Regions from separate parts of the Homo sapiens genome. Here regions 2, 3 and 4 are each linked to region 1. The links are chromatin contacts, found by Hi-C or POLR2A ChIA-PET in ENCODE. All regions are on one chromosome and are shown on one strand. Each heading gives the region's core, a stretch centred on a gene start or an enhancer-like site at or near the end of the contact. The rest is flanking DNA. Distances are from core to core; before and after follow the strand shown.

The links. A loop is a pair of places that touch in the nucleus more often than their neighbours do. ChIA-PET counts read pairs that join two places held with the same protein, here RNA polymerase II (POLR2A). Pooled maps may share reads with other maps.
Region 2: a loop to region 1 is called in a pooled map, with 6 times the contacts of the local background. The contact joins two enhancer-like sites. A Hi-C loop is called at or near these places in 6 of 50 pooled maps. POLR2A ChIA-PET finds 5 or more read pairs at or near these places in 3 of 52 experiments (WTC11, activated CD4-positive, alpha-beta T cell and activated T-cell).
Region 3: a loop to region 1 is called in a pooled map, with 15 times the contacts of the local background. The contact joins two enhancer-like sites. A Hi-C loop is called at or near these places in 2 of 37 single-sample maps with no recorded cell type and 9 of 50 pooled maps. POLR2A ChIA-PET finds 5 or more read pairs at or near these places in 1 of 52 experiments (activated CD4-positive, alpha-beta T cell).
Region 4: POLR2A ChIA-PET joins it to region 1 with 14 read pairs in Panc1. The contact joins two enhancer-like sites. POLR2A ChIA-PET finds 5 or more read pairs at or near these places in 2 of 52 experiments (Panc1 and activated naive CD4-positive, alpha-beta T cell).

Annotation. Positions count from the first base shown.
Region 1 is chrX:39,612,203-39,614,928 of GRCh38, reverse strand. No RefSeq gene overlaps it. Among named protein-coding and RNA genes, the nearest start is that of MIR3937, 48 kb to the left of the region's middle. RefSeq lists an enhancer at 159-358. Within about 2 kb of position 1,353, at least 5 of the 41 ENCODE cell types and tissues checked have a DNase peak (open chromatin) inside an H3K27ac peak, as active enhancers do.
Region 2 is chrX:40,467,096-40,469,821 of GRCh38, reverse strand. No RefSeq gene overlaps it. Among named protein-coding and RNA genes, the nearest start is that of ATP6AP2, 110 kb to the left of the region's middle. RefSeq lists an enhancer at 1,151-1,445. Within about 2 kb of position 1,346, at least 8 of the 41 ENCODE cell types and tissues checked have a DNase peak (open chromatin) inside an H3K27ac peak, as active enhancers do.
Region 3 is chrX:40,172,459-40,175,184 of GRCh38, reverse strand. It overlaps a transcript of BCOR not described here. Among named protein-coding and RNA genes, the nearest start is that of BCOR, 76 kb to the right of the region's middle. RefSeq lists an enhancer at 240-289. Within about 2 kb of position 1,329, at least 31 of the 41 ENCODE cell types and tissues checked have a DNase peak (open chromatin) inside an H3K27ac peak, as active enhancers do.
Region 4 is chrX:40,131,497-40,134,222 of GRCh38, reverse strand. It overlaps a transcript of BCOR not described here. Among named protein-coding and RNA genes, the nearest start is that of BCOR, 35 kb to the right of the region's middle. Within about 2 kb of position 1,327, at least 12 of the 41 ENCODE cell types and tissues checked have a DNase peak (open chromatin) inside an H3K27ac peak, as active enhancers do.

The DNA.
Region 1 (2,726 bases), core at 104-2,603:
AACACTCTCAGGACTTCTTCTCTCCTCCCCTAGTGCAGAAAATGGAGAGCGAGCTGGTTCTTGGGCACAGACAGGAGCTGATCTGGGCCCAAGAGGATTGCAGTCACCCTGGCTCCACGGGTGCACTCTCTGCCAGGCATGTCCTCTTGGGTATGGATGTAGGATGCCAGGGCACACTTTTTATGACCACGTGCTTTCTCTTTCTTCCTGCATTAGAATTTTTTTCACCACGTCAGCCTGCTTATTAAGAAACTCCCAGGTGCTTTTTACCTCGGCTCCACGCCTGCCCTCAAGCTCTGGCCTCTGCTGTTTTGTGGTCTACCCTGTGTGCGTGCCAAAATGTGTTGGTTGAGTCTCAGAAAACACGCGGGAGGAGGAGCCAAAGGTCACAGCATGCAACCTACCCAACTTTCCTGGGAGTGTGGGTGGCACCCACTTAACCCCATCTCTTCTCTTTCCACCCCTCCCCCTGGGCAAACTGAGCTGTCCCCTGCCTGTGTTTACTCCCAATTTCAACGACCTCTCCGCTAACTCACTCCATATGTTAATTTCTCTGTCTTCCACTCCAGCGGTAAACCTCAGGGTTAACCCTCCGCTCCCCCTTCCAAATCCGGGACTGGACTTTCCCTCCTCTTTCCTCCCTTTCCTTGTCTGAGATCAGAGTTCTTAACCTTTTCTCTGCCGTGGACCCCTGCGTCGCGCTTCTCAAACTTTAACGTAAATAGGGAATTACCCCAGGATTCATTAAAATGCAGATGCTGATTCAGTAGGTCTAGGCGGGCCCGAGATTTGCATTTCTAACAAGCTCCCAGGTGATGCTGCTGGTCCGTAGACCACATTTTTAGTAGCAAGGTCTCAGAGGCTTTCAAACCTGTGTGTGTGTGTTTGGCGGGGGGGAGCGGGGGGGCGGGAGGCTGCCCGCACCGCCTCCCCCGTCTCCCCAAGCACCAGGAAAAATCTGTGGGCACATTTGATGCATAAACAGACTCCGGCGGCTGCAGAGCATCACAGGTGCGCGTCCTGCCGGCCCTAGCCCCGCCGCAATTCATCAGCTCCCAAAGAATGCTTCTTTATAATCAGGAAATAGGAACCGACTCTCCCCGAGCGGGGAGCGCAGCCTGCACTCCTCCCACCTTTCCGGGCCGCTGCGCAAGGGGCGGACTTCAGGCGGGGCGGCTTCATAAACCAGAAAAAAAGAGACGAAACAATTAAACCTAGCGAGCCGGGATTGCTCCAAGGAACAGGATTTCAAAGGCAGAGGAGTCTGGCTCGTTTCCAGGCAGTGGGATCAGCCAAAGGGCGCGGGCTGCCCTCCCTCAGCGTGACAGGTGCGCCCCGGGCAGGCACTGGCCTCCCGGCTTGCCCTCTGCCCATCGCCCCCCGCGTTAGTGAAGAATGACTCAGGTTGGTAGGATAATCGACCCCTGCTAGCCCCGTGCAGTAGGAAAACACAGAGAAAAGCCACATTCCTTGTAGTCCAGCCGTGGAGCTGTGCTTGCTTTAGAATCACACCTTCCAGAGATGTTCTAGAATCTGGCTTTTCCAACTGCGTATATCTTTTTCTTCCTCTCTTTCTCTCTTTCTTCCTCCCCTCCCCTCCCATCCAACCTCCCTCCCTCCCTCCCTCCCTTCCTTCCTTCCTTCCTTCCTTCCTTCCTCAGTGAGGTCCTTACCTTTTACCTAAATAGTTATTTTGCTCATTGAATCTAGAGCTGGACACTGGATATTTACAAACTCAAACAAATAAATGCTATTACCTCCCAATTTCCGGTTTAATACAGACAATAACCACAGCATGAAATTTGTAAAGTATTTTAAAAGGAAAAAAAATTGTCTTACTCCGACTGTGGTCCCTGGACCAACTGCATCATCACCTGGGATATTCTCTGGCCCCAGCTTAGACCTCCTGACTGAGACACTCTGGGGAGTGGGACGTGGGACCCCACCACTCTGGTTTTTTTTTTTTTTTTTTAGACAGAGTCTTGCTCTGTCGCCCAGGCTGGAGTGCAGTGGCACGATCTCAGCTCACTGCAACCTCTGCCTCCCAGGTTCAAGCGATTCTCCTGCCTCAGCCTCCCAAGTAGCTGGGATTACAGGCATGCACCACCATGCCCAGCTAATTTTTGTATTTTTAGTAGAGGCAGGGTTTTGCCATGTTGGCTAGGGTGGTCTCCAACTCCTGACCTCAGGTGACCCACCTGCCTCAGCCTCCCCAAGTGCTGGGATTACAGGCGTGAGCCACCGCACCTGGCCGCCATTCTGTTTTAACAAGCCCTCTGGGCTGAAGTTTGAGAAGCAGCTCTCTAGAGAAATGCAGAGCCCATACTCAAGGTTTGTGTCGTGTACAAGAAAGAGAGTTGGAGAGCAAAGGGGAATTCACGTGCTCTGGCTCCTGGGATGGGGGAAGGGTGGACACTGGTCTAGGAGAGGCAATAAAGTTCTGACAGCACATGCCTCAGACGAGCCCAGGCCACTGCAAGTGAATAGAGGCTGCGCTGGAGAGGCTCTAGTGCTCCACTGTGTAACCCACCCGCCCACACTAACTGCCAGGAAACAGGATTGTCTACTTTGTGCTAATAAGCTGCCTCGGTTCTTCTAACATACCGAACGTGATAAGAGCATGGAGGGATGAAATATCTGGAGTAGTTAAGTAATCAAGGCAGGAATAATTAGGTAGACTAAACCCCAACAGAAATAATCCATCTTTTGGAAAGAAATGACATTTT
Region 2 (2,726 bases), core at 97-2,596, 850 kb before region 1:
TATAGAATAAGGGGATATGGGTTTAGTTATATCCCCACAAATCAAGGCAAGGAGTTGGAGAGGAGACTCAGCGATGTGCCGTTTCACACCTCTATATTTTTCCTCATGCTATTTCTCTGCTTGGAATGTTCTGTGTGTCCTCAGCAGCCCCACTTCCCGCCCAACCTCTTTACACACGTGAAGTCATCTCAGTTCCTGGAAATGTGGCTTCCTTCAGGAAAGATTCATGACTCCTCCCCACACCTTGCTGCAGAACTGGCTCTTCTTCCTTGGTGCTATTTCAGTCGCGTGTGCACTCTGCCATTGTTGCACTTTTCACACAGGGCTGGGTACATTTATGTCACTTTGCCCAATGGGACTGACAGATCCTTGAAGGTGGGGCTGATGATTTATGGTTTTAAATGCCCAGTACAGAGCACAGAGTAGATGCTCATTAAATGTTTGCTGAATTCAGTTTTTTAAAAATTGTGTAAAATATATATAGCAGAGTTGGGTGTGGTGGCTCACGCCTATAATCCTAGAACTTTGGGAGCCCGAGACCAGAGGATTACTTGAGGTCAGGAGTTCAAGACCAGCCTGGGCAACATGGTGAAACCCCGTCTCTACTAAAAATACAAAAACTAGCTGGGTGTGGTCATGCACACCTGTAATCCCAGCTACTTGGGAGGCTGAGGCAGGAGGATTGCTTGAGCCTGGGAAGCAGAGGTTGCAGTGAGCTGTGATTGCACCACTGTACTCTAGCCTGGGCAACAGAGTGAGACTGTCTCAGAAAAAAAAAAAAAGAAACATATATATATATATAGTAAAATTTACTATTTTAACCATTTCTAAGTGTACAGTTCAGTGTCATTAAATACACTCACGTTGTTTTGTAATCATCAGCACCATCCATCTCCAGAACTTTTCTCATCTTGCAAAACTGAAACTCTGTACCCATTAAACAATAACTTCTGCTTCTCCTCTTTTCTGCCCGCCCCCTAGCCCCTGGCAGCTACCATTCTACTTTCTGTCTCTATGAATTTCATGACTCTAGGTACATGATATGAGTGGAATCATACAGGATTTGTCCTTTTGTGACCAGCTAATTTCACTTAACATAATGTCTTCAATCACATGTGTCAGAATTTCCTTCCTTTTTAAATGACTTCAATTTAAAATATTCAAGATTATTATATAGTTGTGCAATGAGTAGGAAGGGCATTCCCCCCGCCACCCCAGCTCAGCCTGTATTTGAAGCAGAGAACAGAGGACAAAAGGGTGTTGATGATCCAGGAGGTGGCAGCAGAAAACAAAGGGCCACTGTGTTCTGCAGGGCTCCTCCTCTCTTCCTGCCCTGTTTGCTCTTGTTCCTGCTCAGCTGTTTAGTTTAGCCTCTTGAAAGGAGGAGGTTCCGATCTGGACAGCCTGCCCAGTAAGGAACAGGCCTGAGAGGTGTTCTGGCAGGAGGGCAGCAGAGCACAAGTGGTGACAGTGGAAATGGACTCAAAGTCCCAGTGGTGGCTCCACCAACACTCACTGGCTGACCAACCACTTAACCTCTCTAAGCCTGGTCTATAAGATTGGGATGACAATATCGTGTACCTTACAGGGCTGTTGAGGGGATCCGATGAGGTAATGCATATAAACCACTTGGTCGGCTTGGAAGCACTGCATATGCCAGTTATTGTGTTTTTATTACTACTGTGAATGAAGAAGAAAGTACAGCTCATTATTTACACTTCCTGAGAAGAAAGTGAAACAGCTCCAGCATCATTCAGCCTTCATCTTTGGGGCATTTCTGGTTCCTTTCTCTTTTTCTTCTTCCACCCTCCAAACTTTCACCTTAGGAAGTGTTTCTAGACCAAGTGCAGTGGCGCACACTTGTAATCCCAGCACTTTGGGAGGCTGAGGCAAGCAGATCTCTTGAGCCCAGGAGTTTGAGACCAGACCGAGCAACATGGCGAAACCCTGTCTCTACTAAAAAAATCCAAAGCGAAACCCTGTCTCTACTAAAAAAATCCAAAAAAAATTAGCCGGGTATGGTAGTGTGCATCCCAGCTACTCGAGAGTCTGAGGTTAGAGGATCACTTGAGCCCAGGAGGTGGAGGTTGTAGTGAGCTGAGATTCGTGCCACTGCACTCCAGCCTGGGCGATACAGCCAGACCCTGTCTCAGAAAAAAAAGAAAAAAGGAAGTGTTTCGGTTCCATTCTGTCGAAATGTCATTAACTGCCACTACACTGCCAATGAGAGAAACAAAGAGGCACGACGGAATTCATTCAGGGTGTCAGCAAACACGATTGGAAGCATGAGCCGTACGCTAGGTTGTGTACTGGGAACAAAAAGAACAAGGAGCCAAATAGCTTGACCTAGAGGAGTCCACACCGTAGAGTGCGACCCAATATGGAAGTAGATGTTCACGACATCTTCCATCTTCCCCTCCAGGCCCACCCTCCACCCCCTCCTCCCTGCCCTGTGCCCCAGGAAGCTGACCCTTATGCATTCATTGCACTCATCTCAAAGGGCCCCCCACCCTTTGGCTCCCGTTGGCCAGTTCCAGCCAATAGGGAAGCCCCACCAAGAGATCAGAGGGCAGAGGAGAATGAGGGGACGCATTTAGTCTATCTTCCTCCCTGTGAAGTCTACTTGGGCTGACTGATCCTTCCACTGAAGGCCCCCATTTCTTTTAAGGTGGCCTCCTGTACTCAACTCTGTCCCCTTCTAAGTTTGGGGTAGCCACGACCTCCCC
Region 3 (2,726 bases), core at 80-2,579, 560 kb before region 1:
GAGAGCCCCCGCCCCACCCCACCCCCAGCCCGATCCCGACCGATGGAAAAAATGACAGTATAGGTCAGAACAGGCTGCCCGCGAGTATTAATATGGACGGCCTCCGTTCCTGGTGCTTGGGGAGGATGGGCGCTTCGCCAGGAAACCGCCGAAGGAGGCGCCATGAGGGCCGCCTGCCCCTTCTCGGGCTAGAAAACGTGGATTCTCAGAGGGACCAGACAAATGTGGTCAGATAGCTGCAGGAACTTACCCCATCTAAATACAGGTTGCCCGTGTATATTCCAACCAAGATCATTTTTGTTTCAATCTAATACACGTTGAATCAATTAGAAATACTGTGAGAAACTGTGGTCAAACGGTAGATAGGAAACTTGCTCTTTGCCTAACATTAAATGTATGCTCAGGAGGTGCGGGGCTGAGCACTATCGGCGCAGCCAGTCTGTGTCCTAAGAAGACAGGGTCCCCTTTGCGTTCCACCTTCCAGGACCTTAATAGAACGCGAAGAGAGGAATTATTTTAGTTGTAGTTTCTATTAGAGGGTTGCTTACTCCTTGCAAACTCCCGCCTGGGGTTGTCGGTAGTTAGTAGTAGATGGTTCTGCGTTTTGGCTTTTACAGTCCACGTTTTTCTCTTGGCTTTTTCTTTTCCTGCGTACACGCTGCTGGGTACGGGGAGGGGGCTGCCCAGACGTGTGCTGCCGCCGCCCTCGGGCTCTTTCTTGCGCACCACGCGGCCTCGGAGGAGGGGAAATGTGAACTCTCCGGGTGGCGCTCGAGAACTGGAATTCTGATTTAGGGCTGCGGGTTTGTTCCGGAGGCTGGCTGGGAGCGTCTTGTAGGGGCCGGAGGCTGTGAAGGGGAAGCCCCAGAGGTGACCCTGAGGCCTCAGAAGCAAACCTGGAGGCGCCCGTGTTCTTTGTCTTTCTCGGGGCTGGCAGCTTGGCACGCACAGTTCCGATAAGGATCTACTGAGAGCTAGAGCGCACTGCCAGCACATTTCAGTGATTAGGCAAACGCCGGTAGCCACTTAAGGCAAAGGCCATTTGCGTTGTGTTTGAAAAGGAAAAGGCAGCCTCACCTAATGAATTATGGGTGACCCTGGAGAGGCCAAGCAGGGGAGGCCGAGGCCTCCCTAGGCTCTTATTTGCCGCAACTCCTCCCCTTTTTGCCAGAGTCGCCATTTCAAAGGTAATGGGAAGCCTTTTGAAATTAGAAGTCTGACCGATTCTGTCTACAGAAGTGGTATTTGCATCTGTGCACCAGTAAAATGTGGCCCGCCAGCGGCCCAGGGACAAGGCCTGCCATACGCCAGCCCTGCACCAGTGTTAGACCAAAGTACATCCCAGAGGACATGGCTTTTGGCCAACTCCTCCGAGAACTGATTTAAAGAGGTGGCCTTCAGCCATCAAAAAAGGTGTCCTGGAAGAGTAGGCTGGAGGTCCTGGAAACCAGCGCTCTTCCCCAGGGCTGCAGGGAGAGAGTGGGTAATGGTGCCTGAGCCCTGACGGAACTTGCTATTAATCCAGTCTAAATGAGCACCATTAAAAAGGACTCTCCCTCCTATCCACCACCACACACACACAAGCCTTTATGGGACGGTCTAGTGGAGACCTAGACAGTTTGAGGGCATTTGGCCTTCACTTTTCAGTGGCCATACAATAGTGCCCTTTCCACCCTGCCAAGACCACTGGCTCCATGTAAACTTCCAGGAACTTTAACCCGGAACTTTGTACTCCCTACCCATCCAAAGGGAGTGCCAGATCATAGTAACAAACACACGTAGCATTGTACTGGAGGCAGCGTTCTAAGCACCTTATGTATGGAGGCATGTTATCCTCAGAACAACCCTACGAGGTAGATAATAGTATTGGTCTTATTTTACAGATGAGGACTCCGAGGTTTCGAACTGTTAAGCGGTTTGCCCAAAGCCGCACAGCTTGGGATAATAGGGCCTGGATTGACCAGAGGGAGAGATAGGGCCTGGATTGACCAGAGAGAGAAATAGGGCTGTGTTGCCTCTCTAGCGTTTTGTAATGAAAGTGATCTGTTTGGGGGTTGTTTCGAGAGGACTGCCTGGACCCCAACCTTCCAAAGGAAAATATGAAGAGACTAGAAGGCCCAACATTTGGCCTTTATTTTGCAAAAGAAAGTTCTGGAGAGTCGTACAGAGGCATCTTACTGTGGCTCCTCCGCGGCAAGGAAGGGGTCAGGGAAGGCAATGCAAAGGCCCCCCTGGCCCACCTAGCTGCATAGCATCCGGCGGTCACGTCCGCCGGAGGTGACTGGGGACTGGGGACAGCCGATTGCCGAGGAACTCCTTATCGCCCAGTGTCAGTGCTCCCGGGTGCCGGAGCTAAACGTCCGCCTGCGGGGGCGGCTAGTTCACACCAGTCCCCTGGCTCCCGACGCGCCCCCGGGCTTCTCCCGCGGAGCTGGCTAGATGCCCGGCGGCGGCTCCGAAGCTCCGGGCTCCCCGCCGCTTGTCCCGCCAGCCCGAGGCATGGAGCCCCACGGCCCAGGACTGGAGAGCCCAGTTCGTCAGTCCAGGTTGGGACTGCTGGTTCCGGGTTGCTCACGATCACTCTCCCCTCAACACCCGTCCGGCCAGGGCGCGCGCGCAGACACATAAACACACACGGCTTCCAAGCGCGCAGCCCGCCTCCCGGGCCTCCGCTTTTCCTTCCTCCTCCCCGCTCGGGCGCTTCGGAAGCCCGTGGCGGTTGTGTG
Region 4 (2,726 bases), core at 78-2,577, 520 kb before region 1:
TCCACAGCTGCCACAGAGCACACCCCTGGGGCAGCCCAGTGAGTCCCTCTACCCATTCATGCCCTCCTGCTTGTTCTGCCCTGGGAGGGAGCCTCAGCCCCTGAGCCCCCTGCCTGGAGTGATCCCCCTGCTCACCCTGACTCCCAGCTCCAGGCCCCACCTCCTCTGCGGAGCCCCTCCCAAATTTCTAGGGGGTTACATTTCAGTCTAATTCTCCCAGATGCCTTTGTGCTTATTGTCACAGCCACAAAACTTATCATTTGGTTGCTCTGAAATGACTTTACGCCTTATCTCCTCGCTTCAGTTGTAAGTTCTTAGAGCACAGGGACCACAGAGCCTAGCAAGGTGTTAATACACATGAGTGTACTTACTGGTTGGATAGCCTCCCATCAATTTCTGTCTCTTAGTGGTGTGGGAGTAGAAAAGACTCCCCAGATGTTAGGGCCAAGAAGGTTGAAATTGAGGCCGGGCGCGGTGGCTCACGCCTGTAATCCCAGCACTTTGGGAGGCCGAGGCGGGCAGAGCACGAGGTCAGGAGATTGAGACCATCCTGGCTAGTACAGTGAAACCCCGTCTCTACTAAAAATACAAAAAAATTAGCCGGGCGTGGTGGCCGTCGCCTGTAGTCCCAGCTATGCGGCAGGCTGAGGCAAGAGAATGGCATGAACCCGGGAGGCGGAGCTTGCAGTGAGCCGAGGTAGCGCCACTGCACTCCAGCCTGGGCGACAGAGCGAGACTCCGTCTCCAAAAAGAAAAAAAAAAAAAAAAAGTTGAAATTGAAGTAGATGGCCGGGGGCGGTGGCTCACGCCTGTAATCCCAGCACTTCGGGAGGCCGAGGAGGGTGGATCACGAGGTCAGGAGTTCGAGACCAGCCTGACCAACATGGTGAAACCCTGTCTCTACTAAAAATACAAAAATGAGCCAGGTGTGGTGGCATGTGCCTGTAATCCCAGCCACTCAGGAGGCTGAGGCAGCAGAATCACTTGAACCCAGGTGGCGGAGGTTGCAGTGAGCTGAGATCATGCCACTGCACTCCAGTCTGGGCGACAGAGCGAGACTCCATCTCAAAAAAAAAAAAAAAAGAAAAAAAGAAAAAAAAGAAATTGAAGCAGATGAGCTCAGATCATGAGGGATTTTCTGAAACTGCTATATTTTGAAGAAAACCTTGCTGGTCCCCTCCAGTTTTCTGTAATAACCTGGCTGAGCAGTGGGTTTCACTGTCCGGTTCACGCACTAACTGCTTCAGGGTCACCTGGGGTGCCAGTTCAGAATTCAGAGTCCTGGCCCCACGCCTGAAAATACTGACTCACTAGGCCTGGGGTGGGGCCTGGAAATCTCTATCTTTAACACGCCACTGCTGACTCTGACGCACAGCCAGGTTTGGAAACTAGTCGAGTCTGAAAAGAATGTTCTCTTCTTGGAAGTGAGAAAATGTTAGGGGGGCACCGTGAGAAGGGGCTATGATTTGGATTCTGAGAGACCAGGTTTGAGTCTCAGTTCTGCCACTTACCAGGTGTGTGACCATGGGCAAGTTATTCAGCCCCTCTGCACCTCAGTTTCAAGTGGGAACACCACGGATCTGTTTTGTGACTAGTGCCATGCAACAAATTACCCCAGAACTTTGCCACTTAAAACAACTCTTTGGCCGGGTTTGGTGGCTCATGCCTGTAATCCCAGCACTTTGGGAGGCCGAAGCGGGTAGGTCAATTGAGCCTAGGAGTTGGAGACCAGCCTGGGCAACATGGGGAGACCCTGTCTCTACAAAAATACAAAAATTAGGGTGAGAGGATTCCTTGAGCTCTGGAGGTCGAGGCTGTGGTGAGCTGAGATCCCACCACTGCACTTCAGCCTGGGTGACAGAGTGATACTGTCTCAAAAACAAACAAAAAAAACCCCAACTCTTTGATTTTGTTCACAATTCTGTGGGTTAGGAATTCTGGAACGGACTCAGCTGGGTACTTCTCACTTGGGATATCTCATTCGGTTGCAGTCACACATCAACAGGGGCTGCAGCCATCGGAAGGATATCCGAGATGGCACACTCCTGTAGCAATCAGTTGATGCTGGCTATTGGCTGGGAGCTCTGCTGGGCTGTTGACTGTGGCACCTATGTTGTGAGTCTCTGCCATGGCAGTAGACTTCTTACTGACTTCTCTCAGAGCAAGTGCCCCAAAAAGAGCCAGGAGCAAGCTGCATGGCTTCTTCTGCCTTTGTCTTACAAGTCTCAGAGTGTCACTTCTGTTGTGTTGAAAGCAGTCACAAGCCCACCCAGACTTCTAGAAGTAGAGACAGAGACCACACCTCTTGGTGGGAAGAGTGTCGAATAACTAGCGGGCGTGTTTAAAACCACCACGGTATCTCATGGGGTTGTTATGAGGATTCAGTGAGATGATCTTGCTGAAGTGCTGGACAAGCATGAGTTCCCCTCCTCCTTCTAATTTGAGGCCTGGAGGCTAACAGGGTAAAGCCAGTGCCAGGTGCCAGGTCTCCAGTCGCTTGCAGTTGTTCATGTCTACTGGGCCATAGGGACCGTTTTTCTCAGTCTTGTCTCCTCTTCTCTTCTCTTCTCTTTTACTGACAGAGTTTCGCTCTTGTTGCCGAGGCTAGAGTGCAATGGCGCGATCTTGGCTCACTGCAACCTCTGCCTCCTGGGTTCAAGCGATTCTCCTGCCTCAGCCTCCTGAGTAGCTTCAATTACAGGCATGTGCCACCACGCCTGGCTAAT